Regions from separate parts of the Mus musculus genome. Here region 1 is linked to region 2. The links are chromatin loops, found by intact Hi-C in ENCODE. Cell type or tissue: left cerebral cortex. All regions are shown on one strand. Links, peaks and the distances in the headings refer to the core of each region. The heading gives the core; the rest is flanking DNA. Region 1 has its middle 3.9 kb from the start of Mrpl4. Region 2 overlaps Gm39299 (a long non-coding RNA gene).

Region 1 (7,649 bases), core at 1,042-6,041, 260 kb after region 2:
GCCTCCCGGGTGCTGGGATTAAAGGCAGCGCCACCACACCCAGCTGGACTCCTGTTCTTTATACTTTGTGTCTGCCCTGTATTTGTTAATGTATGGGGGCACACTGGGCATGCCACAGTGCACACACGTGGAGGTCAGAGGACAACCTGCAAGAGCTGGTTTTGTCCTTTCCACCACGTGAGTCTGAGGGATTGAATACAGGTCGACAGACTTGGCACTGGTACCTGCTGAACCATCTTACCCTGCCCTCATTTCTGTTTTGTGAGACAGGCTCTCACACTGCAGCTCAGGCTGACAGACTACTCATTAACTATGCCAGGCTGGCTCAAACCTAAGGCAGTCCTCTGTCTCCTCAGTGATGGGGCCACAGGCTGGTACTACCACCTGCAGGTCCTTTTGTATTTGTGCAGTGTTCTTTGACAGATGTGTGAATAAGGCATGCTAGTGCACACTTGTAAGCCCAGCACTAGGGAAGTAGAGGCAGGAGAATTTGGAGTTCAAGACCAACCTGAGCTAAACAAGACCCTGCCCAAACATGTAGTACATACACATGAAGAATGGGAGAGAAACAGACAAGACCAGTGAAATTACATAAAATGAAGCGTTAAAAAGCTTTTTTTTTTTTTTGGAAAATTATTTTTAGCTGTAGTGGTGCATGCCTTTAATCCTAGCACTTGGGAGGCAGAGGCAGGTGGATTTCTGAGTTCGAGGCCAGCCTGGTCTACAGAGTGAGTTCCAGGACAGCCAGAGCTATAGAGAGAAACCCTGTCTTGAAAAACAAAACAAACAAAACAAAAAGAAGAAAGAAAGAAAAAGAATATTATTTTTAAGAGCTAGGCAGTAGCGGCTAGCACCTTTAGTTGCAGCACTTGTGAGGAAGACCCAGGGGTTCCAGACCAGCCTGGTCTACAGAGGGAGTTCCAGGTAGCCAGGGCTATACAGAGAAACCCTGTCTTGAAAACACAAACGAGGGGCTGGAGAGATGGCTCAGCAGTTAAGAGCACTGACTGCTCTTCCGAAGGTTCTGAGTTCAAATCCCAGCAACCACATGTTGGCTTACAACCATCCATAATGACATCTGACTCCCTCTCCTGGTGTGTCTGAAGACAGCTACAGTGTACTTACATATAAAATAAATAATAAATAAAATCTTTAAAAAAAAGAAGAAAACACAAACGAAAACATTTTAGGGGGCTGGAGAGCTGACTCAGAGGTTAAGAGCATTGGCTGATCTTCCAAAGGACCCAGGTTTAATTCCCAGCACCAAACGTGGTAGCCCACAACTATCTGTGACTCCAGTTTCATGAGATCTGACACCCTCACACAGACATATAAGTAGGCAAAACACATAAAATAGAAATAAATTATATATACAAAAATTTGGGGTTGTTTTGTTTTTCCTTGTTTTCTTTTTGTTTTTCGAGACAGGGTTTCTCTGTGTAGCCCTGGCTGTCCTGGAACTCCCTCTGTAGACCAGGCTGGCCTCGAACTCAGAAATCCGCCTTTGTCTGTCTCCCAAAGTGCTGGGATTAAAGGCATGCACCACCGCTGCCCGGCAAAAATTAGATTTGTTTTCTTTCACGTGCGTGAGTGTTTTGCCTGCATGTATGTCTATGTACTATATTCATGAGGTCCCTGTATGTCAGAAGAGGATGTCCTATTCTCCGGATCTAGAACTACAGATGATTGTGAGCCACCATGTAGGTTCTGGGAACTGAATCCTGGTCCTCTAGAAGAACAGCCAGTGTTCTCAACAGCTGACTCATTTCTCTAGCTCCTAAAAAAAACTTTTGAATCACAAAATATTGGGGCCGAAGAGAGAGGCTCAAGGAGTAAGAAAGACTGCTTGCTGCTCTTTCAGAGTTCTTTGGATCCAAGTTAAGTTCCCAGGCCCCACAGTAGGTGGCTCACATCCATCTATAACCCCAGTGCCTGGAGCTCCTTTGCCCTCTTCTGAGCTCTGTGCTCACTATACTCCTGTGTATAAAGAACCACACTTACACACATAATTAATAAATAAAAATGGCCAGGTGTGGTGAGACACACCTTTAATCCTAGCACTCAAGAGGCAGAGGCAGGAAGATCTCTGTGAGTTTGAGACCGGCCTGGTCTACACAGGAAGGAAAGCAATGCAAAAACCTAAAAATACATTAAAATGAAATAAAAACCACAAAGTAAGTGAACAATCAGATACAAATCAAACCCACAAGAGGAAGGCATCACTGTTCAATAAAGGGACTGTAGGAGACGAGGCCAGAGTCGGGGGGAGTAGCTAAGGATGCAGAGAAAGGGGAACTCACCACTGGGGAAAATGAAAATGAGCAGGGTTTATATATATGGAAAACAGAAAGAAGGTTCCTCAAAACACTAAAAATAAAACGGACATATGACTTTGCTATCCCACACTGGGGTACGTGAGCAACGCATATTAATTTGCTGTGTCAAGGAGATCTCTAAACGTCCACGTCTGTCTGTCTTTATTGCTCATCCTAAAATACATTTTACATTATTATATGCTTGCATGATGTGAGAGAAGCACGTACATATTAAGGGATTCAGAAGACAGCGTTGTGAGGGTGGTCGTCTCCATGTTTACGTGAGTTCTGATGAAGTCAGGCTGTCAGGCTTGTGTAGCAAGTGCCTTACTCACTGAGCTCAGCTCTCGATTTTTTTTTTTTTTTTTTTTTTTGAGAAAGGGTCTCATGTGATCAAACTAGCCTGTAATTCACTATGTAGAGCCAAGGCTGGTCATTTTTCTTCTGCCTCTGGAATTAACAAGTCTGTATCAACACACCCAATTAATGCAGTGCTGGGCACTGAACCCAGAGCTTCACGCATGCTAGGCAAGCACTCTAGCAACTGAACTACAAACACTGTGACAACTGAGTGATAAGCACCATGTCAAAAGAGCTATAAGCACTACACCAACTAAGTTATATGCACTAGATCAACTGAACCACAAGCACTGTACCAACTGAGCTCTTTTCCCAGGTTCCTTTCATATTTATCCCAGCCAATAAGTGGAGTTAACTGAGGTGTCCTTTGACAGATGAAGGGATAAAGAAAATGTGCACATTGGGTGTGGTTCTAGAGGCCCATAGTCTCTGTTATGCCAGAGGGTAATACAGGAGCAATATAATCAAGAGCCCCAGCCTGGAGGCTGGACAGATGGCTCAGAGGCTAAGAGAACTGGCTGCTGCCAGGCAGTGGTGGTGCACACATTTAATCCCAGCTCTTGGGAGGCAGAGGCAGGGAGATTTCTGAGTTGGAGGCCAGCCTGGTCTACAGAGTGAGTTCCAGGACAGCCAGGGCTACACAGAGAAACCATGTCTTGAAAGAGAGAGAGAGAGGGAGAGAGAGAGAGGGAGAGGGAGAGAGAGAGGGAGAGAGAGAGAGAGAGAGAGAGAGAGGGAGAGGGAGAGGGAGAGGGAGAGGGAGAGGGAGAGGGAGAGGGAGAGGGAGAGAGAGAGAGAATGTGTGAGAGTGTGAGTGAGCTGGCTGTTCTTCCAAAAGTCCTTAGTTCAGTTCCTACTAACTGTATGGTGGCTCATAGCCATCTATAATGAGATCTGGTGCCCTCTTCTGGCTTGCAAGCATACATGCAGGCAGACTGGATGTATATTTTTTTTTAAAAATATTTATTTATTATTATATCTTAAGTACACTGTAGCTGTCTTCAGACACAGCAAAAGAGGGCATCAGATCTCATTACAAGTGGTTGTGAGCCACCATGTGGTTGCTGGAATTTGAACTCAGAATCTTCGGAAGAGCAGTCAGTGCTCTTAACCATGAGCCATCTCTCTAGCCCCCTGGATGTATACTTAATAAATAGAACAAAGGGGGAAAGATGCTGCATGGCTTCTTAAAAAAAAAAAAAAAGAGGCCAGCCTGGGCTACATAGTAAACCCTAAGGCCAGTCACAGTGGCAATGCTTGTAGTCCCAACATTGGGGAAGCTGGCCAGTCAACCTGGAAGCCAAACCAAGACCCTCAGATTCACTGGCCAGCCAGCCTGGCTGAATCCAAGAACTCTAGACTCACTGAGAGACCCTGGGTTTCATAAACTAAGGTAGAAAAAAAAGTGGGCAATGGTGATGCATGCCTTTAATCCTGGCACTCTGGAGGATGTGAGTTCAAGGCCAGCCTGGTCTACAGAGCAGTTCCAGGACAGAGAAACATTGCCTCAAAAAACAAAAACAAACTAGCTAAGGTGGAGAGGACAGAGCAGGACACTCACTTTGACCTTTGTGCATAGGTTTCCTGTCCACCCTCGTACCCACTCACACACTAAGAATAGAAGGACTAGAGAAAGGATGCCAGCACCTGAGAGGCAGAGACAGAAGGGTCTCTCAGCAGACCACAGCCTGAAAGGAAAGGGAAAAGAAGGAGTGTTATTCAGCCCTGTTGTTATACATGGTAGGCGATATTAAATGTAAGTGACCAGACGGAAACACACATGTTCTCTTTGGTGAGGAAAATAAAAGCTGAATACAGACAGGCATGGTGATGCACGCCTTTAATCCCAGCACTCAGGAAGAAGAGGCAAGTGGATCTCTGTGAGTTTGAGATTGGCCAGCCAGAGCTACGTAGTAAGGCCCACTTTTTGCACTTACAAAGACTTGGATTTCAGGTTTGTCAGGAGGACTCCACAGGTAAAGATGCTTGTTGCCAAGCTTCACATCTGACTTTAAGACCTAGGATACCAAGCCGGGCATGATGGTGCACACCTTTAATCCCAGCACTCGGGAAGCAGAGGCAGGTGGATTTCAGAGTTCGAGGCCAGCCTGGTCTACAAAGTGAGTTCCAGAACAACCAGGGCTATACAGAGAAACCCTGTCTCAAAAAACCAAAAACAAAAACAAAAACAAAAGAAAGAGAGAGAGAGAAAGAGAGAACCAATTCCCACAAATGGTCTTTTGATCTCCATACCCACATGTGTGCCCCCAACACAAATGAATGAATGAATAAAAAGATAAACAAACAAATACCAGTAAGAACAAACCCCCAAAACACTAGGTTCTTGGGCCAATGAGACGGCTCAGTGGATAAAGGTGCTTGCTACCAAGTCTAACAACCTGAGCTTGATCCCTGGAACTTATCTAGTGAAAGAAAAGGACTAACAACTCAACATCACCTTCTGACCTCCACATCTGCAGCTTGGCATATGTATGCCCACTCTCAACTGCACATAGAAAAGGCACTGTTGGTTAGAATAAATCCTTGTTTTCTTTGTGGTGCTGGAGATAGAACCAAGGGCCTCATGTATACTTGGCTACCACTGTTTAATAGTTAATTAGTAAATCTAATAGTATATCCTAGAAATGTTCAAAAATATATCAGTGAGGCTGGGGCTCAGTGGATAGGGTGTTTGCCTAACAAGCAGGAGGCCCTGGACTCCAGCCTCAGTACTACACGAACAGCACATAGTTCCACAAGACAGTCATGTTAGCACGAGAAAGGCAGAGACAGAAGATCAGGGTTCATGGTTATTCTCAGCTACATAGTGAGTTCCAAGCTAGGCTGGGCTACATAATACATGTCTGAAAATACATAAACTGATAACAAATGCAAAGACGACGACGACGACAACAACAACAACAACAAAACTATATGCATTTAGCCCAATAATTACATTCTCCAGGGTCTGCTCCACCAGTGAGTTATGGCACTGTGTAGCCTGGAACTCACTATGTAGACCAAGGTTGCCTGAACTCACTAAGAACCACCTGCCTTGGTCTGCCTCTGCCTCCTAAGTGCTGGGATTAAAGGCTTGTACCACCATGCCCGGCCTGCCTTGGTCTTCTGTTGTCTCTTTGATCACAAGGCTCCTTCAGTATTAGAATCCATAATGCTGGTTACTGAATTTTCATCTCAAGCCAGGAATTCCACCCTTTGTACTCCTCATTTACAAAAGAATCACAATTTTCCCATTATCCAGGTGATGAAAAGGAGGTTGGCTCAGAGACCAGAGTCCAAGCTCTGTCCAGCCCTCATAGTGGATGGCAGTGAGCCAGGTGTAAGCTCTCAGCACCCCCTGAAGGTCAAGTGTGGAACAGAGACAAACCATAAACTCTTTCAATTATCTTTGGAGAGGTTCTTAGTGAGGTGATCTGGATCTGTTCATGAGGTAATTTTTTTTTCCCCTCTGCCCTGGGAGAGTCCTAGAAGGACAGGGGGCAGGATCCTGGATTAGATGTGAGTGGAGGGACACAGGGCTGATAGGAGGGATTTCAGAGGGATATAGCCAGCCCTGGAGAATCTAAGAAATACTGAAAGCTTTCTGGCAGGACTTTCATTTAAAGAATCAAACACATCTGGAAAGAGGAGGCTGGAGGATTTCAAGATTACATACTGGAGTTCTCTCTCAACAAATAAATAAACCCCATAGGGGCTGGAGAGATGGCTCAGCTGCTAGGGCACCTAAACTGCACAAACATCTTGATCTTTAGCACTAAATAAACCAGCATGGTGGCACATACATATAATCTCAGGACTCTTGAGGTGGGGGGCAGAAGAATCAGAAATTCAGCCGGGCATGGTGGCGCATGCCTTTAATCCCAGCACTCGGGAGGCAGAGGCAGGCGGATTTCTGAGTTCGAAGCCAGCCTGGTCTACAGAGTGAGTTCCAGGACAGCCAGGGCTACACAGAGAAACCCTGTCTCAAAAAAAAAAAAAAAAAAAAAGAATCAGAAATTCAAGGTTACTCTTGACTACACAGAGTTCAAGGCCAGCCAAATCAGACCCCTTCACACACCAAAGAGAGGGGGAGGGAAGATCAGATAAAATTAGATTCACCTGGTCATGTAAGCATAGCGGTGCAGACAACCAGCAATCCAGACCTCCGGAAGCCAGACAGGGAGACTCTGAACTCAAGGTCATCCTTGGCTACACAGAGAAGCCTTGTTTACAAAAGAATAGGATGGCGTTTGAGATGGCTCAGCTGGTTAGGTGGCTTGCCACCAAACTGGATGGCCTGAGTTCTATCCACAGAGTGAAAGGAAATCGCAACTCCCTTGAGTTGTCTTCTTACTTCCACACTCAAACACAAAAATAAATTAAGAAAACTAAAATAGGAGCTGGAGAGATAGCTCTGTGGTTAAGAGCACTGTCTGCTCTTCCCGAGTTCGATTCCCAGCAACCACATGGTGGCTCATAGCCACCTATAATGGGATCTGATGCTCTCTTCAGGCATGCAAACAGAGCACTTATATGTATAAAATAAATAAAATATTTCTTAAAAGTAAAAAATTAAAATACATATATATTGAAAAAGCGAAAAATAGCCACATGACATGGACATGGCACACACCTTTAAAATTTTTTTCTTAATTTCCAGACAGGGTCTCACTCTGAAGTCACTATGTACTATATAGACCAGGCTGGCCTCGAATTGCAGTGTTGCTTCTGAGTGCTAGAATTAAAATCATGCAACACCACGGCCCAGCCCAGCACACATCTTTAGTCTCAGTACTCAGGAATCAGAATCATGTGGATCTCTCTGAGTTCGAGGTCGCCCTGCGCTGCATAGGGTGAGTCAGGAGTGAGACCCTTACTCTAAAAGACAAAAGTCAATTCATATCAATAATGGTAAAGGGAGAGAAAGACACAGGAAAAAAATGTAGGCAAAATACGCAGTGTAGCAGGAGGCTC
Region 2 (7,649 bases), core at 1,125-6,124:
TCCAACACACACACATGCACGCACGCACACACACAAAACCAGAAGACCAGACATTTAGTATGTGTGGGACATCTACATGCCAATAACAGCTACTTAGCATTATGATTCATAAGAGCACTCCTTAGCCTCTCAAGGAGAACCTAGTTTGTGGCTATCAGAATATCTGAGAAGAAAAAAAAAAGACCACGCAAGGAATCCAAAGGATGTGAGATGGCTGGAGTCTGCATTACTTTACATAGCTGCCAGAAACTATGTATGTATGTATGTATGTATGTATGTATGTATGTATGTATCTATCTATCTATCTATCTATCTATCTATCTATCTATCTATCTATCTATCTATCTATCTGATGCATGCCACAGCATGGGTATGAGGGTCAGAGGCCATCTTGGAGCAAACAGTTCTCCCCCTGCAACCCCCACCCCTGCTTGTTTTTTTGGTGTTTTTGAGCCCTGGCTTTATGTAGCCCTGGCTGTTTTGGAACTTGCTATGTAGATCAGGCTGGCCTTCAGCTCACAGAGATCTACCTATCTCTGTTTCCTGAATACTGGGATCATGAGCCATTACACCCACCCTTGCCAGAAACTTCTTCAACATTGGAAAACTTTAGCAGGATTTCCCACATAACTCAGCAACCCCACTTCTAGTCATACATAGTAGATTGTCACAATTCATAATTCTTTTATTTATTTGTTTATTGTTTGTTTGCTTGTTTGCTTGCTTGTTTTGAGACAGGTTTTCTCTGTGTAACTGCCCAGGCTATCCTGGAACTTGTTTTGTAGACTAGGCTAGTCTTGAACTCACAAAAATCTGCCTGTCTCTTCCTCTGGAGTTCTGGGATTAAAGGTGTGAGCCACCATTCCTGGCTCTTTTATTTATTTTTATGTATGTATGTATGTATGTATGTATGTATGTATGTATATCTGCATAATCGTATGTGCACATGTGAATGTAATGCCCACAAATGCCAGAAGGGGGTACCCTGAAGTTTTAATTATAGGTAGCTGTGAGCTGCCCCATGTGGGTTCTGGAAACCAAACTTGGGTTCCCCAAAAGAGGAACAAAACCTTAATTGCTGAGTCATCACTCAGTCCCATGATCCCCAGACTCCATGGGCAAATGCATCATCTCCACAGGATTTATTTATCTCCAAAGCCAACTTGCAGAGGTGTCTGTAGTCTCAATATTGAGTGAGACATGTGTGAGTTCCCAGCTGGGGTTAAGCCAGGGTTTGCTGGGTTCTCTACTTTCATACTAGAAATGTGGAGCTTCCGTTGTGCTTAGAATCAAGTTTTGACACCTCTGTGCTTTTTGTTTGTTTGTTTGTTTGTTTGTTTGTTTTGTTGTTCTTTTAAAACATTGTCTCACATAGCCCAGGATAGCCTCAAAATTAATATATAGCCAAATATGACTTTGAACTCCTGATTCTCCTCCCCAGGGCTGGCACCGTGGGAGTGCTCCACCAAGCACAGTTTCTGTGGTGCTGGGGTTGGAACACAGGGCTTTGTGTGTGCTAGGCCAGCACTCCACCAAAGAGCCGTCTCCACCACCAATGCTGGGCCTTATTTGTTTTGATTTTGAGACAGGATTTTGTTATAGCCCTGATCATCATTATAATCGTTTATCACTCTGTGTGTATGTGTGTGTGTGATTTAGTGTGTGTGTGTTGCCTGGTGCCTGTGGTGGTCAGAAAAGGGCATCTGTTTCTCTGGAAGTTAGGGGTGGTTTTTAGCTGCCATGCGAGTGCTGGTAATCAAACCTGGGTTCTATGGAATAGCAGCCAGTGCTCTTAACCACTGAATTCTCTCTCCTAGCCTGTGACTACTGACTGACAACTCAATAAATTCTGATTGCTTAACTTAGAATTCAAGGTCTTTGTAACCAGATCACAACCATCCTTCCCACATTCACCTCTGATCTCACCTCCCATCCACACCCAACCTGAGTTCCCATTCCCAGAAGCCATGTATTTCCGGTCCATGTCGGCTCAGCAAACGATCCTCTGCATACTACACTTGTGTGACACTGAGCCTTGTCCCCAGCCCCTTTCCCCAGGGATTCTAGGCAGGGGCTCTACAGCTGAGCCACGCCCCTAGCTTCCTTTTGTTTTATTTTAAAACAAAGGCTTGTTAAGTTGCCCAAGCCAGCCTTCAACTTTCAAGTTTTGTGCCTCAGCCTTCAGAGAGCTAAGATGGCAGGCATGTACCACCGTACCCAGCTTGCATCTGTCTCTTGGACTTGTAGACTCTCAGACTCTCCAAAGCGAGCTGTGTCTCTCATCTCTCCCTGTCACCAGTGTGTCACACTGAAATTACCAGAGAAACAAGGGGAAAGCATCCCTCTCTCAGTGTATTTACTGTGTTTTTCTTTCCTTTTTTTTTTTTATGTTAAGATTTATGTATTTTTTTTTTTTTAGTGTTCTATCTGCATATACACCTGCTGGCCAGAAGAGGGCATCAGAGCCACCATGTGGTCCTGGGACTTGAACTCAGCCGCTCTGGAAGAGCAGCCAGCGCTCTCAGCTGATGAGCCATCTCTCCAGCCCCCTCTTTCTTTCTTTTTATATTAAAAATGATTTGTTTATTTTTATTTCATGTGGACTGGTATTTTGCCTTAAAGCATGAATGTCTGTAGGAGGAGGACAGATACTTTGGAGTTACAGACACGTGTGAGCTGCTACATGGGTGCTGGGGATTGAACCCAGGTCCTCTGGAAGGGCAGCCAGTGCTCTTAACTGTGGAGCCATCTCTCCAGCCTCACTGTGCTTTTCTTGAGGCTAATCGGGATCTCTGGGATTAGGGAATGAGGAGTTGTGTATCCTCTTCACGGCCTTGACTGACTTTACTTTTGACTTCCTTTATTTTTGTGCAGTGACATTTTATAGTTCTGTCTTCTAAGTAGGACTTGGCATCCAGTAGTACAGATCATTAGAACTGTGTGTAAAGGGGCTGGCAAGATGGCTTAGCAGGTAAAGGAGATTGCTGCTAAGACTGGCGACCTGAGTTCTAGCCCTAGAACCCATATGGTAAGAGGAGAGAACCAACTCCTGCACGCTGTCCTCTGGCCGCCAGAATCAGACACACGCTCACACTCGGGTAAATAAATGAAATGGTTCAGTGGGTAAAGTGCTTGCCACATGAAGTATGAAGACCTGAGTTCTGATTCCCAAAGCCCGTGTAAATGTCAGGTGGGCGTGGGCTGCGTAGAACCTCAGCACTCACATGGTGGGAATAGGAACTTCAGAGAGAGCTGCCCTGCTAGACTAACCAGAGCAGCATGTTCCAAGTACGTGGACAGATCACGCCAAAACATACAATAGAAAGCAACCTAGGAAGACCACAGATGCCAACCTCTGGCCTTCAGATGCACACTTGGCCACATACATGCTAACATACACATACCTACACACGGGCGTGGGGGGGGGAGGAACGGGGTGGGGAGGAGCGGGGCAGGAGCCAGAGACTCTAAGTTTACTGGTGTTCAGGTGAACAGCTTTCCAAACACACCTCACCCAATCTCTTAGCTCCACTCAGGTGTTTCCTGCTTCCTCTTAGACTAGCCTGAGGCACAGATGTACCAAGCGTATTGGGGCTGCTGCCACCCTGTGCTTAGTGTGGATTCTTGGTTCTCTGGATGTGAGAAAATCTGTCAGCCCTAGGGTGACCATACCCAGTCCCGTACTTGGTAAGCTCCAGGCCAGTGAAAGATCCTCTCTCAACAACACGAAGTGATGCAGGTGAGAAGATTCAGAGACTAAGGTAGCTTGGCGCCAAACCTGAAGACCTGAGTTCCAAACAGTGAAAGAGAGAACTGACCCCCGAAGTTGTCGTCTAACCTTGACATCTCTGACTTCCTGTGGGCACCAAGCTAAGAACTCTCCCCTTCCTAAATAAATAAATGTGATTAAAATTTAAAAACAAAATAAAGCCAGAGGGTGGTGGCGCACGCCTTTAATCCTAGCACTACGGGGGCTGAGGCTGGCAGAGTTCTGTGACTTCGAGGACAGCCAGGTCTACAGAGTGAATTCCTAGACAGCTAGGGCTACACGGGGAAACCCTGTCTTGGAAAACCAAAACCAAACAAACAGTACCAACAACAAAACCAAGTGGAGTGCTTGTGAGGAGCCCTAACCAAGGTATGTCTGTTAAATGTATGCCCGCACAGGCGGGCGTGCACACACTCACACAAGCACACACACCCCTCGCGTCCTGCACAAACCTCACTCCACCACTAGGTGTCGCCCCAGCTCCTCAGTTTTGAGCCCAGCCCCAGGAGGTTCCTCACGCAGTTTGTCCTGATTTCCCCGCCCCCAGACAAGCTGGGAGGTTAACACCTTGATAGGATAAGGAAGTTCAGCTCGGCTCTGAGTAGCAGCGCCCTTCCGTGGAATTTCAGCCTCTGCTGACACCCGTGATCTCAGGCACCTCCCTGGGCACAGGGGTTCCCACTTCTCCAGTGGTCTGCTTTCTGAAGTTTCAGATAACAACAGAAAATATTCTGTGAAAAAGTCCAGAACTGTGTGAGTCATACATTTTGTTTCATTGTGACAGGGTCTCATTTTGTAACCTGGGCTAGCCCCAAATTAGTGGCAATCGCCTGCCAGAGTCTTTCTTCTGCGAGTTGGGATTCTGGGTACAGAATCCAGGGCTTTGGGTGGTGAGCTATGTACATCTGCCTGATTTGTTTTGTTTATAGAGCTGCGGGAGGTGGGGTGTCTCATGTAGCCAAAGCTAGTCTCAAGCACTATGTTATGTAATAGAGCAGTGGTTTTCAACCTTCCTAATGCTCAGACCTTTTAACACAGTTCCTCATCTGTGGTGACCCCAACCATAAAATTATTTGTTGCTACTTCAAAACTGTAATTTACCACTGTTATGAATTGTAATGTATTTACCTGATATGCAGAATGTCTGGTATGTGACCCACTAAACACACAGACTGCAAACTTCTGGAATAGAGGTTGACCTTGAACTCCGGATTTGACACCATAGTTGGTTCTGTGTGGTGTTGAGGATTGGAACTCAGAGCTTCATATAAAACAGGCAAGCATCTTGTCGACTGTTGGTTACACACCTTCAGCCCTCGATCAGCTCAATCCTCGAGTTTCCACTTGTACAGTCTTCTTAGCAGTGTGAGAGAGAGCCCTGCCTTTGCTGGCTGTCCTGCCTGGGGTGGGGGAGGGGACCTTCGCTGTGTGCAGGCTTTCCTCTCTACCTGGTGTTCTCTCAGTTTACTCAGAGCCCCCCAGTCCTCAGCATGGCTACTGTGACGCTGCAGCCTGCACGTGTGTCTCACTTCATAACTGTCTCAAACAAATGATTTTAGATGGCCGATCACAGCAGCCTTCTGAGAGAAAGTGATTGAAGCAGAAAGAAGAGGAAAGGGTATTGAAATATAGGGTCCAAGGGGAACAACACCCAGGTAAATGGAAGGGAGTGGTAAGTGCAAAGGCCCTGGGGTATATGACTAAGTCGAACTAGTCCTTCCCAGCCTGTGGGGACCCCTAAAGCATTGGCCCTAAGTCCAGATAAGATTAAGATAAAGATAAAGTGGGCATGGGTGGGGTACACACTTGTCGCCCAGCACTTGAGAGTGAAGGAGGAGGATCAGGTGTGCGAGCCATCCTTGGCTACATAGTGAGTCCATCCTGGTCTACGTGTAACTTTGTCTCAACAAAAACGAAAATATTTTAAAGTAAACAAAGTAAGACTTCAAGGAGGACTTTCAGGTGTTGGGAAGAGGACACCTGCTCAAGGGGAGATGGCAGGCTTAGAGGACTGTCAGGTTCCCTGCAGCTCTAAGCTACTCAAGAACCATACACTTGGGCCAGAGAGCTGGCTCAGTGGATGGAGAATTTGTGGCACAAGCATGGAAACCAGAATCCAAATCCCACACAAACACCAAGCACAGGTGCACACACCTGTGATCCAAGACTGTAAGGACTGAGATGAGAGGGCTCCTCAGCGGCAGCAGCTGAAGTGGGAGCTCTGGGTCCCAGGAGAGTGTGAACTCTGGGTCCAGTATGAACTCAGGGTCCAGTGAGAGTGTGAACTCTGGGTCCAGTGAGAGTGTGAATTCAGGGTCCAGTGAGAGTGTGAACTCAGGGTCCTATGAGTATGAGCTCTGGGTCCAGTGATAGTGTGAGCTCTGAGTCCAGTGAGAGTGTGAACTCTGGGACCAGTGTGAATGTGAGCTCTGGGTCTATGAAAGTGTCACCTCTGGGACCAGTGTGAGTGTGAACTCTGGGTCCAGTGATAGTGTGAGCTGTGGGTCCCCTGAGAGTGTGAACTCAGGGTCCAGTGAGAGTGTGAACTCTGGGTCCAGTGAGAGTATGAACTCTGCATCTAATGAGAGTGTGAGCAGGAGGATCTCTGGGTCTGAGGCCAGCCAGGTCTACAGAGGACAGCCAGGGCTGTATAGAGAAACTCTGTTTTGAAAAACAACAAACAAACAAAACACCATCAGCCACAAACAAGTCTTAAATTGAGGGCTGGAGAGATGGCTTAGTGGTTAAGAGCATTTGTGCCTTCTACCACAAAATAACTAAGACACAGTAAACAATTAAAATCTCAAAAACATTTTTAAAACAAGAAAAAGGACAATTGAGGGTGACTTCCAGGTTGACTTCTGGCCTCCACGTGTACACACACATACAATGACGACACACATACATGAGGGCATACACACATACATACATGCAGGTACACACACATACATGATGACACATACACAAACTAAAAAAAAAAAGTAACTGTTTTGTGTGTGCCTGTTTGTGGAATAGATCCCCGGGAGCTGAATTTATCGGTGGTTGTTATCCGCTCTGTGTGGCTGCCGGGAATCGGACTCCAGTCCTCTGTAAGAACAGGGTCCTGGTTATTTTTTTATTGTCAACTTGAGAAAAGGCCCCCTCGGTCGAGGGACCAGCCATGCCTGGGAGAAGTGGTCTTGACTGAGGTAGGGAGGCCTGGCCCAGTGTGGGCAGCGCCATCTGTAGTCAGGTGGGCCAGGGCTGTATAAGAAAGCTGGCTGAGTGTCCTCAGAGGTCCCTGCTTGAGTGTAAGCTCTGGGTCCCCTGAGAGAATGAGCTCTGGCCTGAGCCCCATCAATGATGGACCGACACCTGAAGTGTAAGACAAACAACCCTCTCCTCCTTGTCAGTTCTGTAGCACAGCACAGAAAGCAAACTAGAACAAACACCAGGCCCTCCTGACCTCTGAGCCACTGCTCCAGATCCCCACCCTCATTGTCCAGTATTAATCTCCTTTATGGGGCGGGGGGAAGCTGGCCTTGAACTCACAATGTGATGGAGAATGACCTTGAATTCCTGATCCCATCCCTCCACACACACACACACACCCTGGGTTACAGGTGTGGGCCACCATGACTAGCTTCTACTTGTGATTTTTTTCTTCCTATTTGCACAGGATTATATATGGATTCAGCTCTTGGAGCCGGTGTATTCATTTTTGTGGTTTCATCTGTCTGCTGCACCTGAAGGTCAGCTCCAGGAGGGCTGGGCCTCACTGCTTCATCAAATCTGGTGATGTGAACGGCTGAGGAAATGATTTCTCAAGAAGGGTTCTGTTCAGGGTTCTGTTGGGACTGCGGAGAGGTGTCTGGGACTAGACAGAGAAATGAGAGGGGCA

Evidence for each region. Peaks named below come from ENCODE experiments on the same cell type or tissue, not always from the same donor. Only the 100,000 strongest peaks of a DNase experiment are listed, where the experiment ranks them.
Region 1: it touches region 2 in a loop (3-fold over the local background); 3 of 42 quality-filtered maps call a loop at or near these places.

What each region holds. Positions count from the first base shown.
Region 1 is chr9:20,994,971-21,002,619 of GRCm38, forward strand. It overlaps a transcript of Mrpl4 not described here. Among named protein-coding and RNA genes, the nearest start is that of Mrpl4, 3.9 kb to the right of the region's middle. In left cerebral cortex, for the core only: CTCF peaks have their summits at 3,586 (motif pointing left) and 6,029; a DNase peak (open chromatin) is centred at 3,569.
Region 2 is chr9:20,736,345-20,743,993 of GRCm38, forward strand. It overlaps Gm39299 (a long non-coding RNA gene), which reads left to right. Exons shown (of 4, transcript XR_003948292.1): 2 at 2,420-5,424; 3 at 7,428-7,500. It also overlaps a transcript of Olfm2 not described here. Among named protein-coding and RNA genes, the nearest start is that of Gm39299, 13 kb to the left of the region's middle. In left cerebral cortex, for the core only: CTCF peaks have their summits at 2,453 (motif pointing right) and 4,222 (motif pointing right); DNase peaks (open chromatin) are centred at 2,458 and 4,255.